Regions from separate parts of the Mus musculus genome. Here regions 1, 2 and 4 are each linked to region 3. A link is a loop called in an ENCODE intact Hi-C map of the cell type or tissue named here. Cell type or tissue: heart. All regions are shown on one strand. Each heading gives the region's core, and the rest is flanking DNA. Links, peaks and the distances in the headings are about the cores only. Region 1 holds the start of Depdc1b (DEP domain containing 1B). Region 2 overlaps Depdc1b (DEP domain containing 1B). Region 3 holds the start of Ndufaf2 (NADH:ubiquinone oxidoreductase complex assembly factor 2). Region 4 overlaps Pde4d (phosphodiesterase 4D, cAMP specific).

Region 1 (6,002 bases), core at 382-5,381, 160 kb before region 3:
GCAGCTCTGGGAAGCACAGCGATGTTGCTTCATGCCATCAAGTATGTGAATGAGCTCAGTGCTCACGGTGTCCACACCAAGTACGCCACTCACACAGGAGTCACTTAATGGTATTTAGGTTATCAGGCCAATTGGTGAGGTTTCACAGTGTGCGTGGTCAAGTAATCTTTATATTTTAATGACCAATAGCTCCAAAGTATTGCAGTGAACTTTAGTAGGATATATTTTCATTATTGCTGTTGTTAATCCCTCAGTGTATTAATTTACAAATTAAACCATCATGGGTATATGTACAAAAAACATATACTGTATATAATACATATGGGATCTAGTGCTATCATACTTTTAAGCAGTTTCTGTGTGTCTTGGTCACTGTTCTATTGCTGTGAAGAAACACCATGACCCAAGGCATCCCTTCTATAGAAAAACATTTAATTGGGGGCTTCAACCATTATCATCATGATAGGGAGCGAGCAGGCACTGGAGAAACAGCTAAAAGTTAAATCCTGATACACAGACTAAGACAGAGACTCTTGGCTTAGCATGGGCTTTCAAACCTCAAAACGGAACCCCAGTGACACACTTCCTCCAACAAGGCCACACCTCCCCATCCTTGTAATCTTTTCAAACAGTTCCACTCCCTGGGAACAGAGGCATTTAAATATATGAGCCTATGAGGGCCAATCTTATTCAAACCAACCATACTGGGGTTCTTGCAACATTTCCTTTCCAGATAAGGGAGGACTGCCATTATAGTTTGCAAAAGTCATTAAAACAGAACAACCCCTATCTTCCCTCAAGTCAGAACTAACAGTAGCCATGACCCCAAGTAGTTTACACGGTAGAGCCCCTTCTGAGGATGCAATTATGAATACACCATTTCTGAGACTCTCTTTATCTTGTCGCCGTTCATACCTCTTAGAAATGAGCCCTAAAGAAAACCTACATCCACTATTCATTTCACCCTCTCTTAAAATAAATGGGACCATTCTGGGGGTTCTGTGGATTACACAACGAGGTCTCCTAGCCTCTTCACAGGCACCTTAGCCATGTGGCTTTTACCACCTCTCCATGCTAAAACGTAGAAAAGGGGCCTTCAAGGTGGCTCAGTGGGTAAAGATCCTTGCCACACAAGGCTGGCAACCTGAAAATGCTTTCTTTTTAATAAAAATGAATGTCTAGATTATAGACTCAGCCATTTCATTTGCTTTGGCCAATGATGTGTGAACAAAATGTCATGATACCATGAGCCCACTTTATGAAGAATCTGAGCAAACCTGTCAAAACTTGGTTCAACCAACACTGAAGACCAGGGTACCACGTGACACCACCCAGTGCCAGTCAAATCACCAGATAGTGACACATGAATGATTTCCATTGGAAGAACCGCTGACATGAGTCCAGCCCAGACCAATGACCCTATGCAAATATGTGTTGTTTTCAGCCAAATGAAACAAGACCACAGACCCTAAAATCTTAGGGGAAACTTTACATGTGCCATGTGATCTTTTGTGTGAAGATTCATAATCTTTATTTGATTCTCCACGCGTCCCATAAGTCTAATAAAACAAAGGTCTAGCAGCCTGAAACCTAACTTCCCATCTGTAGAAGGTGGCTTGACTCCGCAGAACACAGACTACCTGGCTCTGGAAAGAAAGAAAACTACATCTCTAGCATATGAGTCTAAAACATGAGTTTGGATATTCATCCCCACCTTTTCCAGAGTAGAGAGCAGGTGAGACTTTATTGCAAGGCAATGCAGCTATGAGTCTTCACAGACAAAACTCAAAGTCCTCTAAAACCTTCTGTCTATTCCATTGTCCTAATCCGTTTGAGGGAGAAGTCAGTAAAAGTACTTCCTCCTAGAAATAAGTTTCTGAGTGGCAAAACTTGTTTCCACAAGAAAGACCCTTACCCTGGTGCATCAGCAAAGCTTTTAGATCACCTATCAGAGCTGATCCGCTACTTGAAGTAGGTGCTGACAACTGAAACTCCGGGGGCAGGAACCTTAGAGGGGCAATCCACCTCCGTGCAGTGCACCGTTACAAAGAACACTTGTCAAGTGTCAACAGTGTCACTCAGGAAGGAGTCACGCCCTGCCTGGAGCACCGCAGTCCGCAAGAGCTACCCCCATAGGTGGTCCTATGGCTCCACCCACGGTCGATCTTGCCCTGGAAGCTAGAGTAGGTCCCTAGGACAAAGGGGAACGCGATCGCCTGAGGTTCGGTTCCCCGTTAAGGCTGAAGGCGCCGTCCAAAGCCGAGCATCCAACTACCGGCGGCAGAAGTAGTTCATGCCACCTTGGTAGGGCTGACTCCGGGCCTCGTCTGCCCGCTGTGGGACAGAGTGTGCAGCAGCGACCGGAGCAGGCACACGACCACCAGCACCGGCAACCCCCGAGCGACTGCACACTGCCCGAGTCTTGGCGGTGACAGCGGCGCGGGGTCGGCTCGGCCCCACTCTCACTCACCAGCCTGGTGGCCCGGTACGGCCCGGGTCCCACTACGCGGTGCTCCATTGCCAACGCGCAGCAGTCGCGGGGCAACGCCGGCGGGGACTCCAGACGGAGCTCGCCGCGCCGCAGTTTGAATCACAAGCCCGGAGCTTCGGGGCGCTGATTGGACGTTGCGAGGGCACGTGACAGGAACTGTGTGGTGGGCGGGGCTGTTTGTGTCCTGGATTTCACTACCCGGGGTTGCGCCTCCAGCACCTAGGAGGAAAGAACACTTTCTCCTCGCCAATGGGCGCTCGGATGCTTGCGGACATGACTGATCGCGCCGCGTACCGCCGGCACACAGTGGATGGCGCTGCCCAAAACCTACCGGGACTGTCCCTGCCGCGAGTCCACTCGGAACACCAGCTCTGCAGCCTCGGAGCCCAGTGAGCCAAACCTAGCTGGAACCCGATAGATAATTCCTGTCAGCACCCAGGGCAGAGAATCCGGAGGTTAGCAAAGAGGAAGAAGTGGGTGGTGAAAGGAAGCGAGTTGACTTGACAGCTGTCCAAGGGGAAGGACATTTCTAAAGCAGATAAAGGCAACCTGCCATAAGGAGTGTAGAAAGAGCGATAAGGAGAGGCATGGTCAGCGTCTGCTGTGTTCCCTTGATAAATAAAGTACAGTAATCTTTCTCCTCCTTGAACTTAGGTTTTGTATTTAGGAATCTGACAGAAATTGTCAGTCCTTTGTGGGGTTGATGAATTCGTCTTCTCTGCACTGAATCACCTACACATCTCCTGCCCGTGGGAATTGCTGGTCCAACTTGCAACTGTTGAAAGAGACAAATGACTTCACTTTATACTATATGCCTTTAGCTCGGTGACAATGAATCTATGTCTGGACTCCTCCGTGAAGACTGCTGAACAACTCCACCTTGATCATAGAAGGTGATAGGCAATAGACATATTAGACAGTGATTAATTCAATAGCTAGTGATTAATTCAGACCCTCAAAACTGGTGAAAGTCCTGAGAATAAATAGGGCTGAGCATGGGACACTGGTATGAACACCCGTAAGATGCTGTCTTCCGAACATAATATGGTTGACCTGGCTGTTCATTCATGAATTCACAGCAAGACCTACACACGATGGAGCCTGTCAATCAATATTCTAGCATACCAGGGCAGGAAGGGCGTATGAGCCAGTAGTGAGGAGATTATTGGAAATGAATGGCTGCTGAGAGATGCCATCTATTTTCTTCCAGTAAAGAGCCTAACACCCATGCTCATGTTTGGAACCCTAATTAAACTCAGTGAGTCACTGTCTTAATCAGGGTTTCTATTCCTGCACAAACATCATGACCAAGAAGCAAGTTGGGGAGGAAAAGGTTTATTCAGCTTACACTTCCATACTGCTGTTCATCACCAGGGAAGTCAGGACTGGAACTCAAGCAGGTCAGAAAACAGGAGCTGATGCAGAGGCCATGGAGGGATGTTCTTTACTGGCTTGCTTCCCCTGGCTTGCTCAGCCTGCTCTCTTATAGAACCAAGACTACAAGCCCAGAGATGATCCCACCCACAAGGGACCCCTTGATCACTAATTGAGAGAGTGCCTTACAAATGTATCTCATGGAGGCATTTCCTCAACTGAAGCTCCTTTCTCTGTGATAACTCCAGCCTGTGTCAAGTTGACACAAAACTAGCCAGTACAGTCACTAAAAGAAAAGAAACCAAGATCACAAACTAAAGCCTGGATATGCTCAGTTCCGATTTTTGAGGGCCTGAGGTGAGACAGCTCTGGTAGTAAAGGCACTTTCTGCTAAGGCCAATGAGTTTGATCCTAAGAGGCTACATGGTGGAAGGAGAGAACTGACTGCCAGGAGTTATGCTCTGACCTTCACAAGTGTGCTGTATCATGCTCAGACACAAACACACATACATAATAAAATAAACCAATCCAGATTCAAAACAGAGATTGCTGAACAAAGACTGAAACCCCCCATCTCATCCTACCCTGTCCAGGTGTATATTTAGTCTTGTTATGAAAGACAAAAACAAACAAGCAAAAAAACAAAACCTGATTGGTCTTATATATGCTGAATATATATTACTTTTGTAAATTTAAAAAGAGGTAACTTTACTTCTTTATACCTCCAAATGTTGTGGAATGGTCCTGCTTGTCTATGATGAGAGTTGCCAAAGTATGCCTATATACTTTAATATAAGAGGCAGATGGAAAAGAAATTCTAGTCTTGTCCACCATGATGGTAAAGCTGGAATCCTGCAACAAAGTTTGCCCATCCTTAAATTATGCAGCTTTCGACTTCCATGGAAATCACAAACAGAAATTTGCTACATCTAGACTTCAACAACAACCAGTGTACTAACAAGCCGAGTAACTTGAAACTCAGTATTTAATTCCCCTCTGCTCACAGGCAAAATGGAAATCTTGATGGTTGTCTTGCCGAGTTGATACAAGGACTTGAAATGATATATTCAGGTACTCAAGTGGTGCCCAGTATAGAAAAGATGGACCTCGGGGACTTGAGAGATGGCTCAGCAGCTAACAGCCCACACTGCCTTTGCAGAATACCAGAGTCCATAGCTCAGCACCCACATCAGGCAGCTCCCAATGTCTTGTAACTCAAGAAGATCCACTGCCTATTCTGGCCTCCACAGGCAACTACATTCACATGCACGTACCCACACACAGGCATACACACACCCGCACATAATTAAAAATAAAATATTTGTAAAAGAAGCTACCTTTGAAAACAAAATCACACTAGCTTCTTCAGCATTTTCCCAAGTCCTCTATGAGCCACAGATGATAATTTCCATTAACGTAAAAGGATCAAAGATCCACATATCAGAAGCCACAAGGGCAGCCTTTGTAGATGTCCTGTAAAGGGGACTGCTGGCCATCTATCAGGCCTTTGGGATCACACACAAAAAACAGTTCAACAATTCCTACCCTCTCCATCCCCCTAAATCCAGTGCTTTCTTCCCCCTCCTGGTCAGCCTTCTCTCTGTTTCTCAAACATACTCTTTTCTACTTCAGGGCCTTTGCAGACTCCTGCCAGGACTGTGCTTGCCCAAGCTCCTTACACAGCCTTCTCCATCAGTGCTACCCCACAGCCTTCCTATAAGTATTCCCTGGCCTCTGCTGTGAGGTTCCATACCACGCTACTCCTGAACTGCTCTGTTATCTTCATAGCACTTAACATCTACTTAGATTTTTTGGTTGGTTGGTTGGTTGGTTGGTTGGTTGGTTTGGTTTTGGTTTTTATTTTGTAGGATGGGGGTTGGTTTTTGGGTTTGTTCAGAGTTTTTTGTTGTTTGTTTGTTTGTTTGTTTTCTACCAGTAAAATATTGAGTAAGACTCAATAAAGAGGTTCCACCTTTATGGAGATGCTTTCTTGTTTTTGAAATATGGGGAGGACTTGGCTAGACTTTGTGGGCAGAGAAAGGAGAAGGTAGATGTCCCATGATGCTTAACCCAGACTTGGCAGCCAGCAATACTTGTTCTGCATGGCATTCAGTGCCCTGTTGGATGTCTAGGCGAG
Region 2 (6,002 bases), core at 558-5,557, 170 kb before region 3:
CACGCAACAGAAACACAGAGAATATGACCCTCTGTGAAGCAGAGAAGGGGCTCAAAAAACCAAAAAAATCCAGACTCTTCCCAAGTGAGGGCTAGGGTTTTTTAAGTCTCGGAAAAGGTTTCCTCCCCTGACTTTGGGTTAGTCCTTGTACTGGCTGGTTTTGTGAGTCAACAAAGGCTTGAGTTATCACAGAAAAAGGAGCTTCAGTTGAGGAAATGCCTCCATGAGATCCAGCTGTGGGACATTTTCTCAATTAGTGATCAAAGGGAGAGGGCCCATTGTGAGTGGTGCCATCCCTGGGCTGGTAGTCTTGGGTTCTATAAGAAAGCAAGCTGAGCAAGCCAGGGGAAGCAACCCAGTAAGCAATATCCCTCCACGGCCTCTGCATCAGCTCCTGCTTCCTGACCTGCTTGAGTTCCAGTCCTGACTTCCTTTGGTGATCAACAGCAGTATGGAAAGTGTAAGTTGAATAAATCCTTTCCTCTCCAACTTGCTTCTTGGTCATGATGTTTTGTCCAAGAAGAGAAACCCTAATACAAATTGGTACCAGGAGTGGGGTATTCCTGTGACAACCTGGCCATGTTTTGAGGAGGACTGTGGAAGGACTTTGGAACTTTGGGCTAGAAGATCCATTTGGTGTTGAGAGATCTGTGGGATGTTGTGTAGGAGCTTAGAAGATAATGTTAAAAACAGTACAGAAGATGGAGGCCTGGCTTGTGAAATTTCAGAAGGAAGATTAAAGACTCTTATCAGGGCTGATGCTATTTTGATTGTGAAGATTCTGTGGTTCTGGTTAGCTGGGGCTGAAGAATCAGCTGTGATTAACAAGATACCAGAACTACTAAAGTGAAACCTTTGCATTACTGGGACTATTGATGCTGGTTAGCTGGAACTAGGAAATTAGCAGTGATTAAGAAGAGACCAGCATCGTTGAGGTGACATCTTCTGGGAAGTGTTTTCTGAGAGCACAAATAGGCTGTGTTCCACAGATAGCCAAGGTTGTACCTTGTGCTGCAGCAGGACTTGGTAATGTGTAAGGGTCACCCAGGTGGTACTGGTTTTGAAGGCATGAAGGGGTCCTGAAGAGCAACTGAGGCTCAGCACTGTGAGAGGCCATGGGAGACCATTGGCAAAGGTGCAGCCTCAGTTGCAATTGATGGCCCAGGACTGAAGGTGTCATGCAAAGGAGTTGAGGCTTGGCACCATGAAGAGAACCTGTGAGAGGCTATTGGTGAAGCCTAGTTACAGCAGAAGACGGCAGTGTTTTGGAGATGCCAGTACCATGAGATGACCACCAAGAACAGCAGCAGCAGTGGAGCTGAAGCCTAGAAGACAAGCTGTGTGCTACAAAGGGCAGAGCTGGAGAAGTGGCCCAAGCTCTTTGAGGAGCCTAGACGATCATAGGTGGATCCCAGACATTGGACAGTTGGGAGTCTGATTTTGCTTTTTATTGTGACTGTGCCCTGATATTTTTCCCTCTTGAAGAAAGAAAGTATTTTAGTGGAGCCCACACTTAAAAGACTTTTAATTGTAAAATGACCTTGGATTTTAAAAGAGATTGGATATTTTAAAGGGACTGAAATTTCAATATGTAAAGAATTTGCAAAGACTGTGGGACTTTTAAAGTTATTTAGATCTTGGGGATAAATAAGAAAGTAAGGGTTGAGGCTTAATAGTGATGTGTTTGTGTGTCAAGTTGACAAGGGGTCAATTGTACTGGCTGGTTTTGTGTGTCAACTTGACACAGCTGGAGTTATCACAGAGAAAGGAGCTTCAGTTGAGGAGATGCCTCCATGAGATCCAGCTGTGGGGCATTTTCTCAATTAGTGATCAAAGGGAGAGGGCCCATTGTGAGTGGTGCCATCCCTGGGCTGGTAGTCTTGGGTTCTATAAGAAAGCAAGCTGAGCAAGCCAGGGGAAGCAACCCAGTAAGCAAAATCCCTCCATGGCCTCTGCATCAGCTCCTGCTTCCTGATCTGCTTGAGTTCCAGTCCTGACTTCCTTTGGTGATCAACAGTGTGGGAAGTAAGCTAAATAAACCCTTCCCTCCCCAACTTGCTTCTTGGTCATGACATTTGTGCAGGAATACAAACCCTGACTAAGACAGTCCTTTTATGAAAGAAGGGATTGACTGGCCCACGGTGGTTATGCAGCATGTCCTGGCCAGCATTGAACTTGTTGAGCCAGTCCTCTACCTGGTAAGAGACAAAAGCCTGTAAGGCCTTTGTGTAAAGCTGACAGGTTTTTGTCTCAAGCAAAGAGATGAGGAAGAAGCCTGCCATCTTTGTTATCTAGCCATGGCCCGCTCCTGTTGGCCTGTCTGCCCACCAGGGAATCTGTCTAACTCCTAGACCCTCCATGGTACAGCTGCATGGGAGTCACTTGTGAGATCTCGAGCACAATAGAGTAACTTCGGGTAACAAAATCAAGTGCGTATTTCTACAGAGGTAGAAGGGAGTTAATGTCTCCAACAAGAAAATAAATGAGCCATGTCTGAGGTGATACAAGTGCCAGTGGATGGGATACAGTCATAAACATGGAGTATTATCCCTGCACTGAAACGCCTCACTATACCCAACAAATAAGCAATTAGTGGGTCAACTTAAGATAAAAATACACCTAAAGCAAAAAACATCAACAGACACAAAATAATCTGATGAAGTTACGTGTTCTCTCTTTTAAATCAGTGCTGTCAGAAGTAAAAGCAGGCCATACGTTGCAATAAAGAAACCTCTAGCAAAAGATTATCAGGTGTGAGTTTGTACCAATTTCTTCAAGAAAAAAAAAAAGACAGAAAAGAAAAGAAAAGAAAAGAAATAAAAAGAAGAGAAAAGAAAAGAAAAGAAAAGAAAAGAAAAGAAAAGAAAAGAAAAGAAAAAGCACACTTTCTACTTTCTACATTCTGCCCACAAATTCAACTGAGCAGGTAGATCCTGGATACCTACCCTCCATTCACTTAAGGTGAAGCTAGGTTTCTGAGCCCACAGATCCACACCCTGCGTTGGTCTTAGTGCCTACGACATTTAAACCTAGTACCTGAAAAACTGATCTCTATGGACTTGGTGAAAAGAGCAGAGAAAGATAAAATAAAATCACATATATATATACTTTGTGTTTTCCTAGTTTAAAAAAAAAAATTAAAGATGTCCACTAGAGGGAGTAAATGGTCCATGCACTTGGAGGTGTGGTAACTAGAACAAGTCCCTTCAAGACTCCCAAGATAATGATGCAAGAAAGAATGTTTCAGAGGGTGACAGACAAAATGACTAAGAGGTCACACAGCTTCAAACGTATGTTCAAGTTTCTGGCATCAGAGATTCAAATAAGACTTTTCAAATCTCTGTTTATTATCGTAGGCTTACAGAAAAGTTGATGTGAGGGTGTACTATAATTGCATCCGTTTTTACACATAATCACACTGTAACCACGCCATCCAGGAACAGCAGTTTCTTTACTCCTCTAAACACCCTTTCTTTTTCTCACTGTACAGTAGAACACCCTTCCCCAACCTGACAGTGTTCTATTTTATACATGAATTGTACTTGTTTATCCAATCCTGGGATATTTAGGCTGTATCAGTTACTGGCAATTATTAGTAGAGCCACCGCCAACACTCATACATTTACCATTCGCACACTACAATTTCATTGTTCTAGGGGACATATCCGCTAGGAACAGGGATGACTGAGACCATCTATATTATATATTATATATTTATTAACTCCAAAGTGACTGCCAACCTGGGATTCCTGCCCAGATCAGAGGAGGTCTCCACCTCTGCACTTCAGTGGCACTTGACGCTGCTGATGCATTTAATACCCGCTGTAATAGTTGGCAGCACCCGCTGTGGCTTTACTGTGCACCTCCGTAAGGTTTACTATGTTAAACGTCTTTACGACGGCTCATCTGCTTTCTACGCATTTTGAAGCAGCTGCTCAAACCCCTTGCTCGTTCTTTGAATTGTTGCTCCGCTACTGCTGAGTTCGAAAGCTCTTCCTATGTCCTTGGTCCCAGTCCACCGTCACACGTGTGGCTTGCCGACACCTCTGCCTGTTATTTGTCCCCTTTGTTAGTTTTTTTTTGCCTTGTTTTATTTTGCATGTGTGACCGTGGTTTTGGTGTGCTGTGCATGTGTGCACCTGAAGCAGAGAGGGCTTCAGATCCCTGGGTCTGGAGCTGTCATGTGGGTACTAGGAAGGAGCCTGAGTCCTCTGCAACAACAATGCTCCCAGCTGCTGAGCCAACTCTCCAGACTCCTTGCCTAACTTCAAGACGTAACCCTATGGTCTTACACTTAAATGGATCATGATCTACTTTGAATTAATTTTTCTAGAGTTTGGGAGGTTTAAGTTGAAAGTCGTTGTGAGTTATTTTTGCATCTACACACTTGGATATCCAAACGTTGGGAAATCATCTGCAGTGTCTTCAGCTCAGCCTCCCGTCGTGCACACAGTTTAGCAGGTTCAACACCCGGCAGTGCCGGGACTGTTTGTTCTCAAGACCCTTTTCTACCCACTGTATGTGTATACAGCTGGTTCCGACCCCATTGCGCCCGCTGTTCCGCGTGTCTGTGCCCTCTCTGATTTAATTTCACCTTCATCGGACCGGAAGTGGTTTAGGGTTCAGAATTTTCTTGATCACAGAATATTTAAAGCACCCCATATGAAAAAAGAAAGAAGAGGGGAAAAAAAAAAAAGAAAGGATCTGAAAAATAAAACACATTTTCATTTTTGAGCCAGGGTCTTGATCTGCTGACCCACATGTGAACTCCAAGAGACTGGAAGCATGCATAATGCCTGGACAGGTTCAAGCCAGACGGAGCCTAACATTGAGAAGGGGAGTGGACAGGGGTCCTCACCTCTAATCAAGATGCTATGTACACTTGATACTCATTAGCAAAAGAAAAGTGGGTTTTCTCCAGTGAAGTCTCACTAGGTGCATTAACCCCAGTTCAGGACAGCGCCATACACAGGATACTTGGCCAACAAAAAACAACAACTCAGCGGTTGGTGTAGCCTTGTCTCATTCTGCTTGGTCGGGGCACCTTTCTGTCTTATTGATCTTTTACTTACTCATTTTGATTTCTGTTGCAGGAGATAGGGTTTTGTTTTGTTTTGTTTTGTTTGTTTTGTTTTGTGGTTTTGTGGGGTTTTTTTTGGAGGGGGGTCGGGTTTTTATTTTTTTTTTATTTTTTTGAAAAAGAACATAAAGTTGCATGGGTAGGGAGGTGGGGAGGACCTGGGGGAGGGGAAACATGAAAAAGTAGTATATACAAATATTTTCAATTAAAAATATAAAGTCTTAAGGATGGTTTAAAATCATAAATAAATACATAAATAAATAAATGCAAACAAGCTTGGAGTCCCTCTGGCTACCCACTAGTAATGGGAGGTCAAGGGTCACCAGACTGCAGAGCAATCACACCAAAGAGCTACAACCAGACAAACCCTTCCCCCACTAAAAGTACAAAATGACGGCTCCATTCCTCACCGAGTTATAAAATTATACAATGCATGCATGTAATCTCTCTCTTCAAGACATACAGGCAGGTGGCAGACATACAGTTCAGAGGTAGTGCAAGACCCTCGGTTTGATCCATTAGTGCATAAACAAAAAACAAAACAAAAGATAACAGTGGAGTCTTTGCATCTGTGTAACTCTGATTGCACAGACCTGGGAGACTGGTTTGCTGTGTTTAGGTGAGCAAAGTTTAGATTGACTGTTGCCCACACCTCCTTCATTTGAGAAGACTTTCTTAACGGAGGCATATATTAGTCACTAAGCATCACATGAACTAGGTGGCTACAGGTGCGCTGGCCACACCAAACATTCCCATGAGTCCCTGTGTTTATTCACCACTAATCTCTCTGTTAAGCTACGTCAACCTCATCTTGTGGAAGCTGAGATAGCCTGGCACAGCACAAGAACACAGACTTCAGCGACAGTCCTTGACTCAAATGATGACTTCTCCCTTTCTAACGCATGACTCTGAACATGTTTGT
Region 3 (5,910 bases), core at 1-5,000:
CCTCCCAAGAGCTGGGATTAAAGGCGTGTGCCAGCACGCCGGGCTACTAATATACTTCTAAACAACTTACACATACACTGATTTTTCTTAAGCAAAAGAAAATACTTGGTTTTCAATTTGACATATATTTTCACTTTATTTCTTCTTGTTACTAAATGTGATTACACATAGTATATCTTAGCAAACAAAGAAATACATAGTTGTAGCTTTTACCATGTATTAAAGGGAAAGCTACTGTGCTAAGTGTCTCAGACTTTAATTCGATGCAGCACAAAAGCATCTTCATCCTACATTCTTCACACAGACACACACTGTAACCCAGGGCACATAATCGCTAGGCCAGTGCCTGGCTGCTTCACTACTGTACTTTTCCCACTTACACCAATGACAAATCAGCTGTTCTCTGTTCCTTGGATCTGCATATATTTATCAATGAGTGTCCCTTGACCGCCTTTGAACAGGAAATATGTTAAGCTTTGGAAAGATATGGCAAAGAACAGAATTATTGTGCGCCACCTTTTAACTGTAACCATGTGCTAAAGGGAGAACTGTTTGGGCACACGTTTCTGGTAGACTATTATGGCAGAGGGGGAAGGTAGAGAGTGCAAGTCTGCCAAACCCACATGGCTAATTTTAATGTAAATGACAACAGTTTACCAGGAATCAAAAGCCAGGGCAACTGGTAACTAGATCAAAACAGGAGAAGCTACTTCCCATATGTTATTGTAATACATAATCTAATTATAAACAACATAAGGCTTGATTTTGTTTTATTTCTTTGTAGTCCTGGGGCTTGAATCCAGGGTCTTGGACCTGCTAGGTGAGGGTTTATCTGTGAACCACACCCTCAGCTCACAGGAAGGACTCTGAGCCTACACTCCTTAACAGCCTTGAGTTCTCCTCCAATTCTGCTCTAGACTGAACCCAGATCTTGTGCATGCAGATCATACTGTTGCCACAGAGCTGCACCCTCCACCCCAAAACCTTCCCGAATGAATATCGTGGTGTGCCGATGCGTGGTGTGCCGTGACGGGGAACACATTCAGCTATAGGGTCGGCAGTAGGGTGGAACAAACATGCTTTCACTACAGTTTCTCCAATTCTTAAGCAGGATCATTCCTATAGAACAGCTGAGACAAACTGAAATCTGAAAGGTTAGGTAAACTGCACAAGGTCACTGCTGGTAAATGAGAAACTCAGTGATCGTCTGCTTCACGCCCAGTGCCAAGCACACTTCTACTTTTTACATGTCACTTCCCATTCGTCCCTGAAAGTAACAATTAGAGGTTAGAAGACCACTTAAATGCATCCCACACTTAAAAGCCTTCGGCATCAACATAAATCCCTGGCTTATTGATTTAACATGAACATATTAATGCCACATTTGGAATATCGATCTGATAACATTTTGCGTATTTGATTTTCGATTTCAAATGAATAGATGCTTTTCCAACAAACGCTACAATTTACAACTTAAAAAAAAAGTATTTGTAAGAGCTTTCTTGTAATCAGTCTGAAAAGGCAAGATTTTTCTGCACCTCACTTAGAAGGAAACGTGAAGCCGTAACTTACTATCTTCCTTCAACGGGCTCAATGTCGAGGGTGTTAACCCCACTGCCATGGATTCTTTCCACATCCCTGTCTTTGTTTAACTCCAGCCCCAGGACCCTTCAAAAAGGAAAAAGGAAAAAAGATAAAGCAACGATAAGAAAAACATTTAGTATCAATTCCTTATTTCCCCAAGATTACCACAAATTCTGCAAGGCTTTAGCTTCTTACTACATCTAAAGATATTCAGACTTATTAATGTAGGCCTCTAAACAAGTTTTAAACTGAAACACTACTTTAAATTTCATTTAAGCCTCCCTAGTGCTGTGATCCATTAACACAGTTCCTCGGATTGTAGTGACCCCAACCATAAAATTATTTTTGCTGCTGCTTCATAACTGAAACTGTGTTTCTGTTATGATTCATAATATAAATATCTGATATGTAGGATATACGTAACCCCTGTGAAAGGGTAGAGACACACAGGTCGAAAACTGCTGATTTAAAGCTTTTAAGTCCTTAAAAAGTTATCTATGGATAAACAAGCTTTCAGGGAAAGTTAAAAATTCCAATAAACTTGGCTGATGACACCTAGTGGATAAAAGTTTGAATTGCACAATTTAAAGATTCTCTTAGATGTCTAAGACTGTAGAAATACAAACTATTATCAATGCCACAGTTAAAATGAAGTGAAGCGGAGGAGGGTTAGCGGTACCAAAGCGCAGCAAAGCTTTAGGGCGCAAGTGTTAAACTTCTTGATACGGTGATGGTCTTAAAAACATGTCAGCACTCAGCATGTTTTACGCAACCATGAAAATTTCATTTTTCTTTCTGTAGGGGTGCGGTGGAGTGGCATATGTCATTATGCAGCTCAGTTTGACCTGGAACTTGCTTCGGTAGCCCAGGCTGGGCCAGAAATCTTCCTCCATCTGCTTCTAGGAACCTGGGGTCACAGGCTTGTGTCACCAATGTTCAGCGTGTTCAATATCCAGTTTATGTGAATTACAGCTCCAGGTTGTAAACATCCTTTAAAAGATGTTGCCTGAGAGCGCCAAATGTAATGTTTACTATGCTTTTGTCACTAGCAGATGACAGGGAAGGACATCTTCTCTGAATAAATTAGGACTTTCCAGTTCAGTTACAAAAATAAATGAGAATTAAAGAATAACCTCATTACTTTAACAAAACAATAATCTTCACTGAAGCGTGAATATATATATATAATTTCAGTGTAATTTAACTAAATACTAGACCCCGTCAACATTGTTCAAATTTCAGTTACTAAGAAACACCATAAAGCTCAAAGCTCCAAAGCTATTTCATCTACAAGCCACTATATAAATAGCACGTGGTTGGGGACTTATTTACATGCCTTCTTTTCGAAATCCGTACGATTGATTTCTGTACACCTGTTACTCGGTTTACAAACACAGTCAAAGCATGCAGGTTCGTCTGTGCCTCAGAGATAAACCCACATGAAATTCTACAAAAATAAAGGCATTGGTCAACAGAACCAAAGCGCACCAAAGAAATAAGAAGCAGTCATGTTGGCAGTGAGGGTCCAGTGGAAGGCCGTGGGGTGAGCTGGCCGTGAGGATGTTCACAGTCCTGCCATTGGAGAGCCTGCCATCAGGTCTCTCCTGGAGTGACAGTTATCTAACTCGGCTCCCTGGTTACTTCCAACTACATCCTTCATGTACACAGCAAGCTACAATTACTGTGACCTGGGTTTTTCCTTCACACTCTCCCCTACACGCACACGTGGGTCTTCCTCCTCCGGCTCCTGCCGACTTCATCTTCAGCCCAGTCGGTCCTGCGACCCGATCTCCCTGCTCCAGACTCTCCCTTGGCACCGGAAGAGGAAAAGACACGCGCGTGACTCACCTCCGTGTGGACTGCGCTCTACGCAAGCGAAGAGGGTCCTCCAAACCCGACTGTCGAGCGGACAAAAAGCTCAACATCTCGGGTCCACACACCGGCTGGAGGCCTGGGCGCTGCCATGACAGACCGGGGAACTGGGGGATGCAACAACACGGGCTCTCATTGGCCAATCAGCGATGTGGCCTGACCAACGGAGAGCGGCGTTACTGGGGGGCTCGGAAAACGCCGGGCAGTGGGCGGAGCTTAGCGTGGGCGTGTCCTCCGGTGGCGGGTTGAAGCCTCAGACCTTGAGTTCGGCGCAGGCATGAGCTGGTGGTCCGGTGTGTGGCGCTCTGTTTGGAGCGCCTTGTCCAGGGAGGTGAGGGAGCACGTGGGCACGGACCATCTGGGGAACAAATACTACTACGTCGCCGAGTACAAGAACTGGAGAGGTGAGAGCGAGGAGAGGATACCGGTCGATGGATGCGCGTCCCGGGCGGGTGGCGGCCGCCGTACTTGGGGGCCGGGCCTCGGGTGCCCTGGTCCCTGTCCCGGGTCCCAGGACTTGGCGGTTGCCTTGGGCGACGAAGTTTGGACCCGGTCCTGCCAGAGGTTCTGGGGAGCATCGGGAAAGGCCTTGCGCCAGTGCCTTGCCTTGGTCTTCAGATCCGGGTTGTCCGCAGAGTTTGCGGTTCTTGGTGTCGCAGTGTCTGGCGCGCTCTCCCTGTCTGTCGCCGTCCTTGTCAACCCAGAACTTTCCGAATACACTGATCCGTTCTAATGTCCAGGTCGATTTCAGAAATGTGTGTCTAACTAAAACTGTTTTCAAGAACTGGAACGGTTTAGTTAAGAGGTGTTCTTTTATAGCCAGGCTTTAATCCCAGCACTCCGAAGGCAGAGGCGGATAGATCTCTGAGTTCGAGGTCGGCCTGGTCTATAGAGTGAGTTCAAGGACAGCCAGGGCTACACCTAGACCCGTCCCCCCGGGGGGGGGGGGGGGCGTTCCTTGTATGTGTGTGTGTTTGTGACTGTGTGTCTCTGACTCTCTCTGTCCCCACCTCCCCGCCCCCCTCCTCCCCCGTCCCCCTTGCAGCAGGCCACACAATGTCTTTTACTTTTCTCTATTGCTCCAGTATAGAAAGTCGCAGAGAAAGAAGTTGGGTCAGAGTTTAAGCGCTGACTGAGGCAGCTTAGGCACAAGTCCATTTTTCTCACTTAGGTGGTCTTACATGAAAGAGATAATAGTAGTGTCTGTCGCTACTGGGACGGTTGAAGACTGGTCCAACAACTGTGTTTCATTAATTTCTCACAATATTAACTATGTTAAACATTTATAAAAATGTTTTTCTTATCTTTAAAAAAGATTTATTAATTGTGTGTGTATTGCCTGCAGGTGTGTAGTTGTGTATCTGGTGTCAAAGCTGTTGGAACTGGAGTTGATGGTTGTTTAGCCACCATGTGAGTGCTGGGATTTGAACCTGGGTCTTCTATAAGAGCAGCAAGTGCTCTTAACCTCTGAGCCATCTCTCTAGTACCCACTTAACCCTTTTCTAAAACTTACTACCTTGAACTTTTTTGCCCACTGAGCATTTAAATATGCTGCCTCTGCTGCCTGTACCCAGATATCCACTGATCTGGGTTTCTGATGCTACAAATTGGTCTTCGTTTCCTACAGGTTTTAAACGTGAATATTTGTATATATGTCTTTATAGATTTCTTTCTGGGTCCTGTATTTAGGATCATTATTTTGAAGTTCATCTTTATGTGCATCAAAATTTTTACCTTGTTGCTAATGTTCTATCGTGTGGAATGCAGTATATATAGTTTTCTTACCTGCTCACCTGTTCATAGATCTTTGGATTAGTCCCTGTCTTAAGACTGTCACAGATAAATGATGAGACTTATAGATATAATGCGTTCATTTCTCTTTTACAAGGAGAACGCCTGGATCAGCCTGGAGATGTAGGTTAAACTTTGTGAGAAACAGACAGAGTGGCCCTAGTGGCCCATCCGCCTTTAGTCCCAGCACTCAGGAGGTAGAGGCTAGGGAATCTCTGAATCTGAGGCCAGCCTAGTGTACAGAGCAAGTTCTGGAATAGGTAGGACTACACAGAAACACTGTCTCAAAGGAAAAAAACAAAACAACAACACCCACCCCCCCAAAAAAGAGAGAAAAGAAACAGCTTGAAGATCCATTTTGTACCCCCACCAGCACCAACAGTTGAACTAAAGGGTTCAACTGTTAGGCATAATACATACATAATTGATACATACAGATACTCAGTTTTTCTTTACTGTTTACTTTATTTCTAATGAACTGAGTTTATTTGTAGTTGTTTTCCAGGACTGAGGAAATGTCTCACTGGGTTTCAGCCCTTGCTCAGCACACAGGAAGTTCTGAGTTCGGATCCCCAGCACCAAAGCCAGGGATGGCTGTGTGTACCCTACTCCCTAGCTTTGTAGGAACAGACTGGCAGCTCCGAGAGGTCAGCCAGCCTAGTC
Region 4 (5,000 bases), core at 1-5,000, 1.1 Mb before region 3:
ATTTTTGGTGCGTATTGACCTTAAATACCTGAGGCTGTGTTAATGTCTGTGGCAACGGATTCACTTGGTAAGAGGGCCTCTTTCCCCAAACGCATAATTGGGAAAGAAGGTGGCAAGAAAGAGGCAGTGGGGGGTAGTTAGGAGGGATTTGGAGAATGGTAAGCCATGGATAGTGAAGGTCACCGACAGAGCTAAGGGGAACTTGGCCTCAAGGGAAACGGCACTGTTTCCTGTGGCACAAATGTTGCCGCAGAAGTCCAGGCTATCCAAAAAGCAATCGGCTGTCCTGACCTCAGGCACAGTGAGCGTCATCTTCTCTCCCATAGATGATCTGCCTGCCTGAGCCAGCCTCTTCCCTGGCAACAGGGAAGCCATGGGTCCGGATGAGAACTGCGGGAACCTCAGCCCCAGAGGTTTCGGTTTGGATTCTCCCGTGTGGCCCCTTCCTAAGTATCCCCCATCAAGGCGCGGGGCTTTTCTCACGCAGTTCTCATTTGTACAAACAGAAATAACCAAACCTCCCTGCAGTGACTGGGGCGCTGCTCCTGAGCCGTTTGCAAAAGGATTTCTCACGTTTAGATGTCCACTCCCTTAGATCTGGGTGAGTTCCAAGACTTTAGGCTTGGAAAGCAGAATGCTTTCCCCGATCCCTGTGGCCAGGCATAGGGGGATGCTAAATCCTGTTCCAATAGGTGCTCGACTGTCCCTTATGTCACCTGGTCACAGGTTTTTCTGGTTGTACCATTTCTTTTCACGCGTGTGACTTTAGAAAGCATGGTTTTAACAGCCCCAAGGAGTTTCCCTTTGGCTGCCTCTTCTCCCCCACCCCCCATTCCCCATAAGTGATCTCTCATACAGTCTGAGGCACCGGAAGCACCCTCTTATTAGCAGCTGAAGTGGCTCTCCCAGGCAATAGCAGGAGAAATACCAGAGGGCAAGTGCTGAACGTTGCTCACCTTCATGCTGGGTTAAGCTGCAGTTCGTTCACCCTGTGACATGATGTAATATTCCTAAATTCTGATAACAGTGAACTCGTCTATCCTTTCTACGCCTGTAAGGCTTGCTGTTAAGATGGTCTGTGATTTATTACTAAGCACTACCTGTCTGTATTTAAGTGATTCTTCGTGGGTATTTACTTCTGGTCCAGTCACAGTCTGTTTTGATGCTTGCTTACTGGTTTTTTGCTAAATGCACCGCTATGATTTTTGTTCTTGTTTGTTGTTGCTGTTGCTTTTGTTTGTTTGGTTTTTGGTTTGGTTTGGTTTTGCCTCCTTTAGAGCAGCAGAGAGTTTGGGTAAAAGTCACTCAGCAGGCCAGCCTTTTAATGGACCAGTCCTGTTGTATAGTAATGGGAGGAGCATTGCTGATGTTGGTTCTACAGCCCTAAGACACTGCTAAGACACTGACTCTCCCCCCCACCCCCACCCAAAGCATAGAAAACACATGTGTGCATAGATCATAAAGGTTAGTATCAGGGAGCAACTGTGGAGATGAACTAAAGTGTTTACCTCCATAGCTCATCACATCTTACCATCCAACTCACACACACACACACACACACACACACACACACACACTCACACATACACATATACACACAGACTCCCTCCCACCCCACACCCACAGCTATTGGCTAGTTTTTTACCAGAAACTTAGAATCAATCTTAATAATTACTCTAAAAGGTAGATTTATTTGCTGTAATAATTTCTAGGGTGATAAATTGTTTTTAGGTACCTCTTCCCACAAATGATGAGAAAATCTGACTATCTGACTGTAGGGCAAGGAGTAAAAATATAATATTCAATAAAGCAACTTGGGAAAGTGCGCAAAAAGTGACCCCCCCATTCTTAGCAAAAGTAAACTGTGTGGATTTTCTAGATAACCTGTATTTGGTTACAATCTAAGTGGTTGAATCCCAGTTTCAACCAAGGACTGTGGCTGCAGACATCACATTGGCCACAGGGCGGCACTGCAGGTCACCTAATGGAGCAGATGCACAGTTGAAATGTTTGAAAACTGCCTCTAAAATTCTGAAATTCAGTCCAACGAGGGGAGAAAAAAACGTCATGGGGGATAACACAAAGCTAGACACACAGTTCTACTCATTAACAAGAGCAATTAAAGCTACAGGACTCAGGAAAGAATCAAGTTAGCCAGTTAAAGACTTGGAGACTGTGTTTTTAAAGCACACACTTTATTATCTATCTATCTATCTATCTATCCATCCATCCATCCATCCATCCATCCATCCATCCATCCATCCATCTGATTTTTATGTGTTTATGTTACTATTGCTGATGTGTAAATGTGCATGTGGAAGTCAGAACATAACCATGGCCATCATTCTTCAAGCATAACTACTTTGTTATTTGAGATGGGGGTCTCTCAGTGACCTGGGGCTCCCTCTTATGCAGGCTAGAGTGACTAACTAGTTGTCCTCATCAGCACCAGGATTACAAGCATAGCCTATACCACGTGTCCAGTTTAGGTTTGTTTGGTGTAATATGGGTTCTAGGATTTGACCTCAAGTCTTCATGCTTGGAAACCACTTTACCAACTGAGAGATCTCCTTAGTCCCAAAGCTTAAAATGTTTATGATCAGGCCCTCTTAGAGAAGAGGTATGTTGACCTTTGCACTAGATCTACGATACTTTTCAGTGAGCCACATGGAAATAATAATTCCAGTTAAAGAAACTTCAATCCAGGACTGGCCAGCCACAAGTACCTGCTTCCTCAAATGTGTATCAGGAATTGGATGAAGTCACTGTCTGTTGTCGTTTCCAGTGAGTCACACCCAGACATATGAGGCCAACGGGAGAGACATTCAAACCATACCCAGAGACTTCGGTGTTGGACATGATCTTGGAGGGCAATGTCGGTGTTGGGAATGAACTCAGAGGGCAGGGGACACAACTGTTTGTTTTTCTGCTTCTAGTTGAGAGTTATACCAAACAAAGGAAATGGCCTGGGTCCCCAGCCACAGGATGGGCGTGGCTTCCGTTTGAGCTTCAAGCAAGGTGCTTAGGGCTCTCTACAGGGACAAGCCACAATGTGCAATGTGGGAAAGCCTGCTTTTGTTTGGAGATTTAGTTCTCAGTGTGGTGAAAAGAGTTTGGAGTGTAAGGGAGAAGTCCTCAGGCTCAGATCAATGGGAAGACGTAAAACCATGGCAGAGTTGGGAAAGGGTTGTTAGCAATAAAAGAATTGCTGAAGAGAACCACGGTAATAATTTTCGCAAGAAAGGACTGCGAATGTAGCCAAGAATAGTCCTTAGAGTCTTAGCTACATACTCCATTTATTCTGTATAGACCCTAACTAATAACGCAAGTGAGAGATGTTACAGATAAAGCAGTGTTTCTGAAGGAAGCAGATACCTGTGGGGAAATTCTCAGCACTAGGGAAGCACAGAGGGAGTGATGGACAATGAATCTCTTGAAGATCAACAGAAGTACAAGATCCGCTGCCCTCCTTTGAGTTGCAACCCGGGGAACTGAAAGGGGTGGACAGGTGGACAAGAGTGTCTGAGCAGGAGGACAGTGGGAGAGAGGTGACATCCTAAATCTCATCCAAATGACTACATGAACTTAAAACCAAAATGAACAAAGGAATTTACACTCTCCAAAAGGTGTGGGGAACTGGAAGAACAGTGAGGAAGAGCTTGCCGCTGAGTGGCCGCCCTACGGGTGCCTGAAACCACTGCGCAACTGCTGAAGTAGCACGTGGTTACTGGACAGACGAGAGCGAGCCAATGATGCTCTAGGGGGGATCAGGTTGGTTCCCGCCAACGCCGCGTAGCACACAAAGGAGCCACGAGAGCTCCCGCTACCCCTGGCGTGCTCTTAGTCGCCTCTGCCACTTCTGAGCTGTGTGATATGAAGTATGTTTTTTTAACCTTTCTCTTCCTTGGCTTGCACACTACTCCAGTGGGCACAATGGTGGGATCGGATACATATAAGGATTAAATCCTTTCTTACGTATGAGATACTTAGAGCAGACATTGGTGCTAAGCCGTTATCAGCCATTGTTAGTGACTCTACCATCAGACCATTGGCTGCGGCTGCATCCCAGGCCCTGGCAGGCTGTGAGCATGGCCAGGCTGAAGAGGCACTGGGAGTGGCTGACACACAGTAGGCCTGTATCTAGCCACCTGGCTGTTAAGAACAACTTGCATCAACTTGCATAAATCCTTTCCTTTCTAGTCTGGGCTGTCCTCGGCTCTGCCCTGCTCAACACTTGTTCATGAACGAGACCTGAAATAACTTCATTTTATTTAGACAGTTGGGAAATATTCCAAGTCCATAAAAATAACCTTCAACATTTAGATTCCTTTCACTAAGAACACACTCAGAGAGAGACAGAAAGCCTCTTGGAAGTGTGCGCCTGCGTGTGTGCGTGCGCGTGTGACCAAGCGGCACGTGCATTAAGCTAAACCTCAAAAGATCTCCCACTAGCGCAAATGTTTACCAAGCATGTGATGTGCAGCTAGGCATGGTCCTGTCTCAGTCAGCTTATCGTTGCTGTTGACAGAATGCCTGAGAAACAAAGGAGGGAGGCTCTGCCTTAGCTCCTGCTTTCAGAAGTTTCCGTCTACGGTACCTGGGCTCCACTATTGTGGGGCCAAGGTGAGGCAGAAGAGACTGGCCTAGTATGTGTGGTGAAGGTAGGTACTTCTCTCTAGGATGTCAGAAAGAGATATCCTGAGACAAGATCTGAGAACAGGATGTGACTCTCAAAGGCTGGCCACCAGTGGTCTTCCAGTGGGGTAAACTCCTGAAAGGGTCCATCCCTTCAAGCAAGGCTCTCTCTCACGTTGTAAGTCCACTGCAGTATGCACCACAGATAACGCCAGAGCCCTCAAGACTCAATCATATCCCCAAAGTCTCATATGTGAATATGCTGAATTGAGGGCCAAGCCAAAGAGAATATATGAGAGAGCACAAATTCAAACTAAAACATCTAAGCATTTGAGATTTTCATAAAACCAATAACCTTTGTTGAC

What was found. A loop is a pair of places that touch in the nucleus more often than their neighbours do. Peaks named below come from ENCODE experiments on the same cell type or tissue, not always from the same donor. Only the 100,000 strongest peaks of a DNase experiment are listed, where the experiment ranks them.
Region 1: it touches region 3 in a loop (2.8-fold over the local background); 10 of 42 quality-filtered maps call a loop at or near these places.
Region 2: it touches region 3 in a loop (14-fold over the local background); 14 of 42 quality-filtered maps call a loop at or near these places.
Region 4: a loop joins it to region 3, with 4 times the contacts of the local background. A loop is called at or near these places in 12 of 42 quality-filtered maps.

What each region holds. Positions count from the first base shown.
Region 1 is chr13:108,312,938-108,318,939 of GRCm38, reverse strand. It overlaps Depdc1b (DEP domain containing 1B), which reads right to left and starts at 2,603. Exons shown (of 11, transcript NM_178683.4): 1 at 2,471-2,603. The coding sequence starts at 2,518. In heart, for the core only: a CTCF peak has its summit at 2,741; DNase peaks (open chromatin) are centred at 2,129 and 2,649; H3K4me3 peaks cover 1,940 bases; H3K27ac peaks cover 1,198 bases; H3K27me3 peaks cover 2,478 bases.
Region 2 is chr13:108,327,111-108,333,112 of GRCm38, reverse strand. The region is part of intron 2 of Depdc1b (DEP domain containing 1B); the gene reads right to left. Among named protein-coding and RNA genes, the nearest start is that of Depdc1b, 14 kb to the right of the region's middle. In heart, for the core only: a CTCF peak has its summit at 3,159 (motif pointing right); no DNase peak of the experiment used is centred there; H3K27me3 peaks cover 409 bases.
Region 3 is chr13:108,156,393-108,162,302 of GRCm38, reverse strand. Ndufaf2 (NADH:ubiquinone oxidoreductase complex assembly factor 2) reads left to right here and starts at 3,678. Exons shown (of 4, transcript NM_001127346.1): 1 at 3,678-3,860. The coding sequence starts at 3,734. It overlaps Ercc8 (excision repaiross-complementing rodent repair deficiency, complementation group 8), which reads right to left and starts at 3,565. Exons shown (of 12, transcript NM_028042.4): 1 at 3,433-3,565; 2 at 1,573-1,668. The coding sequence starts at 3,509. In heart, for the core only: a CTCF peak has its summit at 2,141 (motif pointing left); a DNase peak (open chromatin) is centred at 3,602; H3K4me3 peaks cover 2,295 bases; H3K27ac peaks cover 1,427 bases.
Region 4 is chr13:109,207,566-109,212,565 of GRCm38, reverse strand. The region is part of intron 3 of Pde4d (phosphodiesterase 4D, cAMP specific); the gene reads right to left. Among named protein-coding and RNA genes, the nearest start is that of Mir582, 110 kb to the left of the region's middle. In heart, for the core only: a CTCF peak has its summit at 1,959 (motif pointing right); DNase peaks (open chromatin) are centred at 425 and 2,975; H3K4me3 peaks cover 694 bases; H3K27me3 peaks cover 597 bases.